Regions from separate parts of the Homo sapiens genome. Here region 2 is linked to region 1. Evidence: chromatin contacts called from ENCODE Hi-C data. All regions are on one chromosome and are shown on one strand. The core of a region is the stretch at or near the end of the contact, and the rest is flanking DNA. Distances in the headings are between cores, read along the strand shown.

Region 1 (5,789 bases), core at 1,282-3,781:
GCCTCAACTTTTCTTTAAAGAAACTGGTTTGTTAAATGAGGAATGAGTAATCCTGAATAATTAGTTTTGCAGAGAATAAATGGACTAAAATGCAATAATATCTTTTCAAATACCATATTTAGGTACCTTTAAGCAAGTAATCCTTAAAACTATTTAGCCTTTCTGGAGTTATCTATAATATTGTGTTCTCAATTTTAATGGCTCTTTTGCTTTTCTTTTTTTTTTCTTTTGGTTGGAAATCAGGATGTGTAATGTTAGCATGTAAATTATAGTATGGTAAAATCTTGTTTTTGCCATATTATCTGCATAATTGTAAATGTGTTGCTAGTACCTATCATTACTCATAACAAACATACTATGAAAATCTACATTATTGGTGCAGCACTATCCGATAGAAATATAATATGAGCTACATGGGGAATTTTCAGTTTTCTGCTAGCTGTGTTTTTTTAAAAAGTGAAGTTAATTTTAATACCATATTTTATATTATCTAATACATCAGAAATGTTATTTCAACATGCAGTCAATATAAAAATCATCAATGAGATAGTTCACATTCTTTTTTCCATACTAAGTCTCTGCATTTCCATATTTCAGTTTGGATGAGCCACACTTTCAGTGCTCTGTCACCACCTGTGGCCTGCCTACTGCCATACTGAACAGCACAGTGTTTAATGCCGTTTCACTAGTATTCTTGGAACTGTTTCTACATTTCTGTGATTGTTTTTGGTTGGTAGCTAACACTTGAATGTTCTACATGCTGACACACAGCAGCAAAGAACATAGAGCTTCTAGGCCTGGCTGTTCTTTCTTAGTTGGAAAAGAAATAGAATTACCATAAAATGAATTTTAATTGTGTGCGCATGTAAATATAAAGACACTAATTATTTTAATAAATTTTGAGTTCAGCCTTAATAGACTACATAGATTGTCCATTATTGTTTAGAAATAAGACCTAAATTAAGTGGTTTAATATTTCTGAAATTAATAAATTGTTTCATACAGTTTTTTTTTTAACCGTAGGCAGTACAATTCTCATTTATTCAAATGAAGGGGGGTAGGTAGTGAGAGCTCCATAATGTTAAGGAATTGTTATGGCTCGACAGACGACAGTTTGCTGAGGCATCTGACCAGCAGCAGAGGCAGGGATGCAGCAGAGTTTCTTTACTCTGCTCTTCCCCCAGTCAGGGTGCACATTCCAGTCCTGCACTGCCATAGCCAGACTGAGAAACCTTGGACAAGTGGACACCTTGTAGTTGGACAGAGACTGTGGTGGTTCGGGTTGAAGGTAATTGCCCATATTGATGTGATACAAATAGACATTTCCTAGAGTTCTTTCATCTCTGGGTAATCATCTCTAATTTTGTTTTGCTAAGATAATTACCAGTAGAACTGTAATTTCTCCATTCAGCAGTTGTAGTTAGAATTTTTATGATCAGTTTATGACTGTGAGCTGCACCTGAAGTATAAGTAGGATCCAAATAACCAGAGGTGATAGGAGGGAAGGGCATGTGAACAGGGCCAGTGGGTCTGCAGGAAAGGAGTGTGTACAGAAGGTGCAGGGTCAGTGGACAGGGAATGTGTCCACGGAAATGTCCATGAAGCAGAGCAGTCCGTGAAGTGGAGGCCCGAATGCCGACCAAAATGTGGATACCTGTTACATTATCTAGATCCGTATTCTTTACTTGCACATTGTTTTGTCTTCTGTGTCTAAGAGTATTTTCAAAATATATTTCGTGATGCATTGTCTTGACTTTTGATCAAATTCCATTTTTATGATCAACCTTGAATAGACCTTTTAGATTTTAATGGGTGTTTTGAATTGAGGTCTCTAATAATCATGAATGCTTTTTAAAATTTTTTTGTAGAGACAGGATCTCGCCATGTTGCCTAGGCTGGTTGTGAACTCTTGGCCTCAAGCAGTCCTCCCGCCACAGCCTCCCAAAGTGTTGGGATGACTCCCACCATGCCTGGCCCTATCATGAATGCTTATTTCCTTAAATGAAAACCTCCTTTTGTGACAAACAGATTTTATAAATTCAGTTTACTTGGAATTAAAAGAAGTGGTTATTACTTAGAATTCAGATAAATTCTGAATATATAAGAAAATAGAATGTGTCTTATTTGTGCCTTTCCTGACAATCATGGATTTGAGTTCCCTTCCTAAAAGGGCACATTGGGTGCCAGAGCCTGAAGTGCTTTTGTATCTATCTTTCTAAACTAGTAATTTTACAGTTTTATTGCTAACCCATATATAATGGGCATATCGGTTGCTTCTTAACTTACTATTTATTCAGTAAAATTACAGACCTCCTCATCGTAGGTTTTTAAAATAGGAAATTGGCCAAATTCCTTATCGATCAATGTTGGTAAACTATAAGTCAACCTAATTGAGAAGCTCTTCTGGAAGGGATAGAGCTCCTTATATTCAAGAAGCTTCTAATGGAGTTGGAGGAAGGAGCCATTTGCAGAGGTAGCTGTAATGCAGGACACAGTGACTCACTGCTCAAAGAGAACAAAGAGAATCCAATGTGATGAGAACATAAGTGAATGATGATACCTTCCCTGACACTGGGAAGGTGAGTGGGCTGGCAGGTGAGCCTCGGAGGTGAATGGAGAGGATTTGGGCATATATCTTGCATCAGAAAGACACTTGGTGTAGAGAGAACATCAACCAAGTCATGAACATGAGTCAGATAGAATGGGAAGAGGTGAGGGGCGATTTGGGTGGAGAATGACGAGAGAGGTTCATGGAGCTGTGAATAACTTATGCAGGAAGCTGCTGTGAATTTTTACAGCAGCTGGCAGTTACAAGAGTCTGGTCAGCATAGTGTGAGCTGAGCTGTGCTTCAGGAAATGTGATTGGATTTAGAGAGACCAGAAGATCAGTCATGAGGAGAGCTTCCTCATTTTGCCAGAATTTGTCTGAAATTTATAATGTAAACTTCAACCTATTTAAAGATAGGGAGTGCAGTCAAAATATCAGTAGTACATGATCAGTTTTGCTTCAGGATTTAAATTTAGGCATTAAATTTTCTATTGCATATAGTATGATAAATTACCTACCTTAAAATGGTAGAGGATTTCGGGTTCTTTAAATGCCATGTGCTGTTCATGTGGAGTCCACATGTTCAGCTTGCACGTTGGCTGTCTGCTTGTATAGGGTGGCTAGGAAGGAAAAGAGCCTAGTGGTTGCCCTCAGGTATGTGATTACTGCTCTGAATGAAGGAGTTGAAACATGGAGTAACAGGTGCCACAAAACTGAAGTTTATTGTGAAACTGGAACAAAGACATCTTCCAAAAATGAAAATTGGGAGTGGCAGAAGAGCTGACTGGCAGGCAGCACCAACTGTGTGTGCAGGGGCTTGGGTTTTAGGGAGAAATGAAACAGTCCTGTTTTCATTTCTGATATCATTCTATTTTATGATTTTAAAAAGGGAGTTTTGTTATTACAGTTTGTCTAAGTAACTGTCATTTTTTTGGTCTGTATTAATTGTGATCATGTAAAACATACCAGAAATGGAGGAAGGAGGCTTGATTTATTGTTCTAAAATATATATTTGGTATTTCCTTGTTTATAATAGTGTCACTAAAAATGCTGTATTACTAATATTATTGCTAAACATTTTTCTTGTCAGAGATGATAATAATTGGTTATCTTAGTAAAGGGATGATTTTTATTCTTTACAAGGTCAGTATTACATTAACCGGAAGATAATGCCATGTGAAAATGTCGTGAGGTGCCCATTCTCACTGACAGTTGGCATTCTGATGTTCAGTAATCATTGCTTTTCTGTAGTCAGGTGGAAAGCAGAGGAAAAAATAAGTAGTGCTTGTAGAACTTTTTAAAAACTGACCTAGGGTACCAGCTGGAAGGGAATAGGCATGCAGCATTTTCAGGAAAAGAAGAAGAAGGACTATCAGCGCTCCAACTAAAATTATTAGTGGATGACCACAGATAAACTCTGCTGAAGAATAGAAGAAGCTCCCAAACGGCAAAGGTGTTTGTCTGGTTTGTTCATTGATGTGTACGTGGAGCTTAGGACAATACAGGCGCTCGATGGATATTTGTTCCGTGAATGAAATTGTCGTTTAAACAGCCAAGTTGTAGAATTAAAGTTATTCATGAATCACATAAAATTATTAAATGTGTGAAAAAATTCAGTTAATTAGATTATGTATGAGGGATTACCTGATTTAACAAATAGGGGCGGTGAGGAGGGTGCTGTGTCTTAGAAGTATTTTTCCGTAGTGTGTCTTAGGTCCCTAGATTCAAGGAAACCCAACATTGTCACAGATAGAGTGAGGCAAAAAGCATATGTATTATTCTTTTCTAAGTGATATGCTAAAATTCAGAAAGTTGCTGTTTATTGAGTGCCTGCTGTATATTTTATCTTTTATTTTTGAAATTTTAAATTTATAAAAAGCTCAGTCTTTGCCAACTATCCCAGTCATGCTTTTTATGGCAAAAGGATCTGTTCAAGGACCACAGGTTGTATTTGGCTGTTGTGGTGTGTGGACTATGGTGAATGATTTCTAGAGGGAGGTAGCAAGTGGGCCATGAGGCATCTGGGACTGGGCTGGAGACTTGCATTGAGGTGAGAGTGGAAACCATCCACAGGAAAGATGGGTGGACAGACACAGAGAGATGTAGGGGTGAGGGTGGAAACCATCCACAGGAGAGATGTGTGGACAGACACAGAGGGATGTAGGGGTGAGGGTGGAAGCCATCCACAGGAGACATGTGGACAGACACAGAGGGATGTAGGTGTGAGGGTGGAAACCATCCACAGGAGAGATGTGTGGACAGACACAGAGGGATGTAGGGGTGAGGGTGGAAGCCATCCACAGGAGACGTGTGGACAGACACAGAGGGATGTAGGGGTGAGGGTGGAAACCATCCACAGGAGAGATGTGTGGACAGACACAGAGGGATGTAGGGGTGAGGGTGGAAGCCATCCACAGGAGAGATGTGTGGACAGACACAGAGGGATGTAGGGGTGAGGGTGGAAACCATCCACAGGAGAGATGTGTGGACAGACACAGAGGGATGTAGGGGTGAGGGTGGAAGCCATCCACAGGAGACATGTGGACAGACACAGAGGGATGTAGGTGTGAGGGTGGAAACCATCCACAGGAGAGATGTGTGGACAGACACAGAGGGATGTAGGGGTGAGGGTGGAAGCCATCCACAGGAGACGTGTGGACAGACACAGAGGGATGTAGGGGTGAGGGTGGAAACCATCCACAGGAGAGATGTGTGGACAGACACAGAGGGATGTAGGGGTGAGGGTGGAAGCCATCCACAGGAGACATATGGACAGACACAGAGAGATGTAGGGGTGAGGGTGGAAACCATCCACAGGAGAGATGTGTGGACAGACACAGAGGGATGTAGGGGTGAGGGTGGAAACCATCCACAGGAGAGATGTGTGGACAGACACAGAGGGATGTAGGGATGAGGGTGGAAACCATCCACAGGAGAGGTGTGTGGACAGACACAGAGGGATGTAGGGATGAGGGTGGAAACCATCCACAGGAGAGATGTGGACAGACACAGAGGGATGTAGGGGTGAGGGTGGAAACCATCCACAGGAGAGATGTGTGGACAGACACAGAGGGATGTAGGGATGAGGGTGGAAACCATCCACAGGAGAGGTGTGTGGACAGACACAGAGGGATGTAGGGATGAGGGTGGAAACCATCCACAGGAGAGATGTGGACAGACACAGAGGGATGTAGGGGTGAGGGTGGAAACCATCCACAGGAGAGATGTGTGGACAGACACA
Region 2 (6,485 bases), core at 3,340-5,839, 92 kb after region 1:
TTGTGTTTAAAATCGTGGCTTGCTGGATGATGGCTGAACCGTGTCAGCTGGTGTCGGTGGTAGATACATTGTGGTAAAAGCTTTTTCCTTCCTCCCGACCCCACCTCCAATCCTTGCAGTTTACTGTTACACACCCTAGACTTGACTTGGGAAGTAAACAGCGCCAGCTTAAGGAAGCACGTGGCCTATTGATAAAGGATTGGGCTGAATGTTTAGAGCCAAATGCACCCTTCGGTTAAAGTGCTGAAGGATTCAATGCGCACCTTCGGGTGCTTAGCACAGAGCTGCTGAGAAGGAATAAAGTAGGGTCGGATTAGGAATAAAAAGTTTAAAGTATGATCCTTTCCCCACGCGGCTTACACACAGGCTGTGGGTATCGGTCATCACCGCAAAGCAGCCAGAGTCCCACAGAGTGTGCGGCCGAGTACTGAGTGACAGAGAAATTCCTGTGGGCAAGAGAGTCACAGAGTGGCTAGAGCTTGAGCTGGGTGGAGTTTAGTTACATACGTCACCTACACGTAGCCCTTGGCAGTCTCCAAGTACTTTCAGGCCGTTGGTCGTCCCAGGAGGACCTGAAGAGGAAGCTGCGGGGGGCACCACCGCCCAGTCTAGTTAAACGATGGCTTTTAGTAAGCGTTGGATTTGGGCAGAAGGTCTCAGTCTTTGGGTTACACCAGGCTGCTGCTCAGGTCAGTGGAGAAGCACAGGCAAGGGCACTGTGGTGGGGAAACCACCCTCGGGGATCGTGTGACCTTGTTTTGGGGAAGAAGGAAGTGGAGCAGCACAGTTCATGCCGACACGTGTCTTCTCAGAGGGCCCTGTCTCAATATGAATACGCTGAGGGTCGAAGGGAAACATCAAAATTGTGCTGTTAGAAGTGAACAGAAAAATGGAAGAATTTGTGCAACTTGCTGTCTATCTATAGAGTTAGGGGAGACTTTAAATATAAATCTCTGCAAGAATTCATTCTGGGGTAATATTGTTTAGCATTCAGGATCACCGTGTTTTTATAAACAGTGGAGCATATGGTTCTTATGAAATCAGAACATTGTTGGTTTTTATAACAGCTTTTTATGGAACTAACGAATGTCAAAATATTTTATTTCCATTCTAAAAAAAATTCCAACACTTTCAGCCCTTAACTTATTTTAAAAATAAATTTGTATGAGGGGGAAAGTTCAATTTTACTATTCAGAAAAAATATTAATAGGTCCAGGGTAAGAAGAAGGTTATTTTCTAAGTGAAATAAAAATATTATTTAAAAAAGGCAAACCAAAAGTAATGCCACTGATCCAAAATGCAAGGAGAAAAAGAATAAGTCATGTTCATTGTTTTGAGAAGAATTCATTTATCAGGAAGCTGAAGGACTGCTGGCTGTATTCTTGTAGAACAGGAATTTACAATGTGATATTCCTAACTGACACATTTGTGTGAAATTTCTATAGTCGTTCAAGTTCAAGCATTTTTCTGAGCACCTATTATGTGCCAGGCACCCTGTTAGACACAAGGGATGTAGGTGAGAGGAAGGCAGCATTTTTGCCACCAAGACCTAGAGCTGTAGGGACCGTTCCCAGGAGGCTGCGCTGAGCTCAGAAGCCACCAACACAGCAGTGGGGCAGGAGGCAGAGATGGGGGAGGCCCTCGACCTGGGGCTTGACAGCTCAGCTAACCAGGAGTTAACCAGGCATAGAAAAAGGGAAAGGTGGCCGGGGGTGGTGGCTCACGCCTGTAATCCTAGCACTTTGGGAGGCAGAGGCGGGCAGATTGCCTGAACTCAGGAGTTCGAGACCACCCTGGGCAACATGGTGAAATCCCGTCTCCACTAAAATACAAAAAATTAGCTGGACGTGGTGGCACACACCTGTAGTCCCAGCTACTTGAGAGGCTGAGGCAGGGAGAATCGATTGAACCAAGGAGACAGAGGTTGCAGTGAGCTGAGATTGGGCCATTGCACTCCAGCCTGGGCGACAGAGCAAGACTCTGTCTCCAAAAAAAAAAAAAAAAAAAAAGAGAGAGAGAGAAAGAAAAAGGGAAAGGAGATTCCAGGTTGGGGGGAAAATGGTCAAAGTTATGAAGAAAAAGAATGAGAATGACAGGGTCCAAGCACAGGAGCCTTGGGTGTGGCTGGACATGACTGTGGGAGGTGGGTGCTGGGGGTGCCAGGTCCCAGGGCCAGCTTCCCACTGGCACCGGGACCGCCCCTCCTCCCCGGACAGCCGCGTGGGCAAGGCCGGCTTCCCTCCACATCCCCACGGAGCACGAGGTCAGATGCATGGGTTGTTCCGGTCCGTGGGTGAGAAACGGGTTCTCTGTGTCGCGTCTCTTCAGAGCGAAGTTGAGTCTTTTCGTGTGCTTCTGACATTCGCATCTTTTTTTCTGTGCATTCTTCACTTCTCTACAAGGACTGACCTTTCCCTTCTCTATCTCTAGGAGCACTTGATAGAACAGAAATATTTAAGCCGCCGCTACTTTCTCAGTCTGTCGTTTGCTTCTGGTGTCTTTGAGCCACACGAACATGTTTACATGATCGTAGGTAAAAAGGCTGCCAGGTTCCAGAAGAACCCCCCTGTGGACTCTGCTGGGACACGCATGGCCGGGTGGTTTTCATTAAACTCGTGGTCTGTTGGGAATGTGTCCTAGTCCATTTTATAAAGAATTGACCCCATTTTATCTTTTTATATCTATTCATTTACTGCAACGCCACTTATTTTTTAAAATATTAATTAAAAATAATATTTTAAAATTTATTTATTTAAAAAAAGGATATAGAGATGGAGTTTTGCCCGTTGCCCAGGCTGGTCTCAAACTCTTGGGCTCAAATGATCTGTCCACCTTGGCCTCCCAAAGTGCTAGGATTACAGGCGTGAGCCATCGTGCCCGGCCTGTAACACCACTTATTAAAACACCTCTCTCCCCACTGACCTGAGATGCCCCTTTATCTGACAGCCCGTTGCCACATGGAGTTGTATCTGTCTTCCTTCGGCCTACTTACTAATTCACGCAGCAAGACCAAGCTGTCATAGATAGAGTCTCAGAGAAGGTTCCAGTGTCTGAGCCCGTCCCATCCCAGTTCCTCTATTTTCCAGGGCTTCTTTCTATTCTCGTTCTTTTATTTTGCCAAAAAAAATTGTAACAAAACTTTGGAGCTCCAGGAAAAACCTGACAGCATATATAGTATTTTGGGGGGGATTGAGGTAAGTTTATAAACCAACTTTGGAAAAACTGGCATCTTCATGAGTTGACTCTTCTATTCAGGAACATGCCGTGACTTTTCACTTGTTTGAGTTTAATCATGTATTTTCAGGAGCCTTTTTATCATTTTCTTCATGAAGGATTAGAACATTTCTTATTAAGTTTATTTCCAGGCATATTTTTGTTGCTATCACTGATAGAGTCTCATCTCCCAGCATGTCTTCTAACTCTGTTTGTATATATAGAGGCTATGGATGTTTTTACATTAATTTTATGACCTGCTGTTTTGTTAAATTATTTTACTGATTTAGTAATTTTCTTTGTCTTTTCATTTTGGATTTCTCAGATGTATGGCCATATTAGCTCCAAGTAGAGATTGTTTTGCCTTTTCTGATTCTTATGTCACTAATTGATTTCTTTTGTTCAACTGCATAAGCCAATCATAGCTCGTTGCAATATTAAATAGTATTGCAGGTAAAGAGTATTGCAGGTAGTTGGCATCTTGGACTTTTCCCTCCTATTATGGGAAAAACTCCAGTATTCTTTAAAGGTAAGATGTACACAAAACCTAAAATATTTACGATCTAGTTTTTTCAGAAATAGTTTGCCAACCCTTGCCATAGATTAGGAAACTTAGAAGGCAGCAACCCTGTGCAATGTAGATGCCATGATGAATTATTATTTCTAAAACACCAGCTGGAAAAAGTAACTTAACTAGACAATTAAGGAAATGCGAACACTGACTTTTGGATGGTGTTAAAGAATAACTAACATTCATGTTAAGGCATGGTCGTGGTAATACTGTTACGTTTTCAAGTCATGATCCTTTACAGATATACTGGCCTTCCCAGCTGACATGGACCTCAGGTCAGCTTCAGCGTGAGAAGCAGGCCAGGCCTGGGTCTGGAGCCGTCCTGGCCTTCCCAGATGACATGGACCTCAGGTCAGCTTCAGCGTGAGAAGCAGGCCAGGCCTGGGTCTGGAGCCGTCCTGGCCTTCCCAGATGACAAGGACCTCAGGTCAGCTTCAGCGTGAGAAGCAGGCCAGGCCTGGGTCTGGAGCCGGGTGATGTGCACATGGGGCTCACTTTTCTATTCTTTCTACTTTTGTATCTTGGTGTATTTTCTGAGTGAAAAGTTAAAAAAGATCTCAGCCCTGAGCATCTTCCCACACAGTGCTCACCACACCCTCTACATCATGCATGTGGAACACCTCATAAGGGTCCCCTCCCCCATGTCAAATTAATGCCGCTGCTGGAGGCGAAGTGGATCAACTGAGCGTCAGGACACACTTGAAAATGAAGGAAGGAAAAAACTTGGTTCCAGCTAAGTCAAAACCTGTCGTTCAGGAAACTGAGGTTCACATTAAAGCATACCTGACCAAGTGCAACCAACCACCAGTGCTGGGCAGCTGCCAGGGAGCCTGTTCTCTCACCGTGCTCCAGGCTTCTTTCAAATTGTGCAGGAAACGGCATTTTTTGGACGTTGCTTCCTATTTTATTTGTACCTGTTTATAGACCCAGAACCACATGAGGTTTCCTTTTCAGAGTGGACATCCAGTCCCATGATATCAATTCAAGTTCTGCTGAACTGACCTGGGGCCTAGGAAAACAAGATTTTTAAGAGCTTGAACATAAAAATCAAATGTTATATATCAAATATTGCTCAGAGTGGGATTTTTACATTGTGATTATTGGGCCCTCTAAAGTAGAGCTAATTTAGTTATGGGATAATTATATCCTCCCTCTGTCCCTCTCTCTCTCCCTCCCTCCCCCTCCTCCTCCCTCCCCTCCCCTCTCATCTTCCCTCCCCTCTCCTTTCCCCTCCCGCTCTTCCCTCCCTTCCCCTTCCCTTCCTTCCTTCCTTCCTTTCTTGCAAGCATCTGTCACTTCATTTATGCTTATTACATTTTCATAGCAGAAAGTACTATCTTTACTCTTTATTAACCTCTGTTATCTTGAAAAATAACACAGATTAATCTTTTGTTGAAGAATCCTGATGGCGTTGGGGGGATGGGAAGTACACGGGGCGTTGTGTTCCCAGGTTTCTGAGTCTGCATGCTAGAGCCGCTTTCTGCTGCTTCTATTAATACAGCATTTTCACTTTGTCTCTCAGGGTTTATGGTCCAGCAGAGTCTCAGAGCGCGGTCTTTGGAGATGTGTGCCCCCTACTCACTTCTCTCTTGGATGGGTGAGTTAAAATATTTTTAAGGCCAGTCATCATAGTTACATTTGAATATAAAGAAGCTTCACTGTGCTGTGGAGTGAGAATGTAGCATTAGAGTCTGAGCATTCTACAGCACTGCAGAGCATGCCCATGGGTCACCCAGCATGGACTCCACTTGCATCCGTGGAGACTATTTCCGCACCCTGGGAAAAGGAGTGAGAATGATTTGGAGAATGCTTGTTAAATGAGCATATCCACCTGGGATTCCAAACTCCACTTTAGTTACAGTGCATGTGGGCTTAAGCCTGTGAGTGCAGCTGCCATTCTCTCTGGGATTCTAACATTTCAGAATTTAAAAAAAATCTGTAAGGAATGTTAATGTCAGATTTAGGGACTTTTCCCTTTGGGAATCAGCCTTCTATTCTTGCAGTATACAACTACTGATGTCAAAGGCAGTGGGCTGTAATTTAGGAATGAAGAATTTTTTTTTACTTAATGGAGACACCTTAAGCCAATACTTTCCACTCTGGGGCATTTTGAAGAATCTCAGTTTTGTGGCAGAAGTCCACATAAAGTTCCTGACGAAGACTTACTTGCATTGTCCAGCAAAGGCTTCTGCACAGCCAACCTCAAGGAACCTCAAGGACCTAGAAACTGTAATTACACAGTGTGCTGCGCGTCCCAAAGGCACATGATCCAACGAGTAGGGTCAAGTCAGGAAGCTCCTGCATCTGACCACGCACGCACGCGGGGCCGCTCCGCCAATCATGATGCAGTTGCTGCTTCAACTCTTCCTCCAGAGGGCTGGGATTTTTATACCCATCTGAAGAAATGGTTTTGAAAATGATAGGGGAGTCTCTTTTTAAGTAGGCATCTTTTAAGTAAGCAGATTCCAGAAATAAAAAAGACATCGTGGTCACAGTGATCACTGCCAGAACTGCCTTTCCAGGATAATGCGAAACAGATGGAGTTAGTTTGAGTTCTGAGTCTTGTCAGCAAAAAGAGTCAAACCCTGTAAAATATTGGGAGAGATTTATCCTGAGCCAAATATGAGTGACCGTGGCCCATGACACAGCCCAGGAGGTCCTGAGAGCACATGCCCAGGGTGGTCGGGCGCAGCTTGGTTTT

What was found. A loop is a pair of places that touch in the nucleus more often than their neighbours do. Pooled maps may share reads with other maps.
Region 2: a map of heart right ventricle shows a loop between it and region 1 (2.8-fold over the local background). The contact joins two enhancer-like sites. A Hi-C loop is called at or near these places in 14 of 168 maps with a recorded cell type or tissue (Calu3, Right ventricle myocardium inferior, dorsolateral prefrontal cortex and 3 more) and 12 of 50 pooled maps.

What each region holds. Positions count from the first base shown.
Region 1 is chr6:167,935,565-167,941,353 of GRCh38, forward strand. The region is part of intron 23 of AFDN (afadin, adherens junction formation factor); the gene reads left to right. LOC107986673 (a long non-coding RNA gene) reads left to right here. Exons shown (of 2, transcript XR_001744471.2): 2 at 1-915. Among named protein-coding and RNA genes, the nearest start is that of HGC6.3, 41 kb to the right of the region's middle. Within about 2 kb of position 2,532, at least 2 of the 41 ENCODE cell types and tissues checked have a DNase peak (open chromatin) inside an H3K27ac peak, as active enhancers do.
Region 2 is chr6:168,025,467-168,031,951 of GRCh38, forward strand. It overlaps KIF25 (kinesin family member 25), which reads left to right. Exons shown (of 13, transcript NM_030615.4): 6 at 4,026-4,211; 7 at 5,307-5,381. The coding sequence starts at 4,120. Among named protein-coding and RNA genes, the nearest start is that of KIF25, 31 kb to the left of the region's middle. RefSeq lists silencers at 1-71, 3,975-4,156. Within about 2 kb of position 4,590, at least 7 of the 41 ENCODE cell types and tissues checked have a DNase peak (open chromatin) inside an H3K27ac peak, as active enhancers do.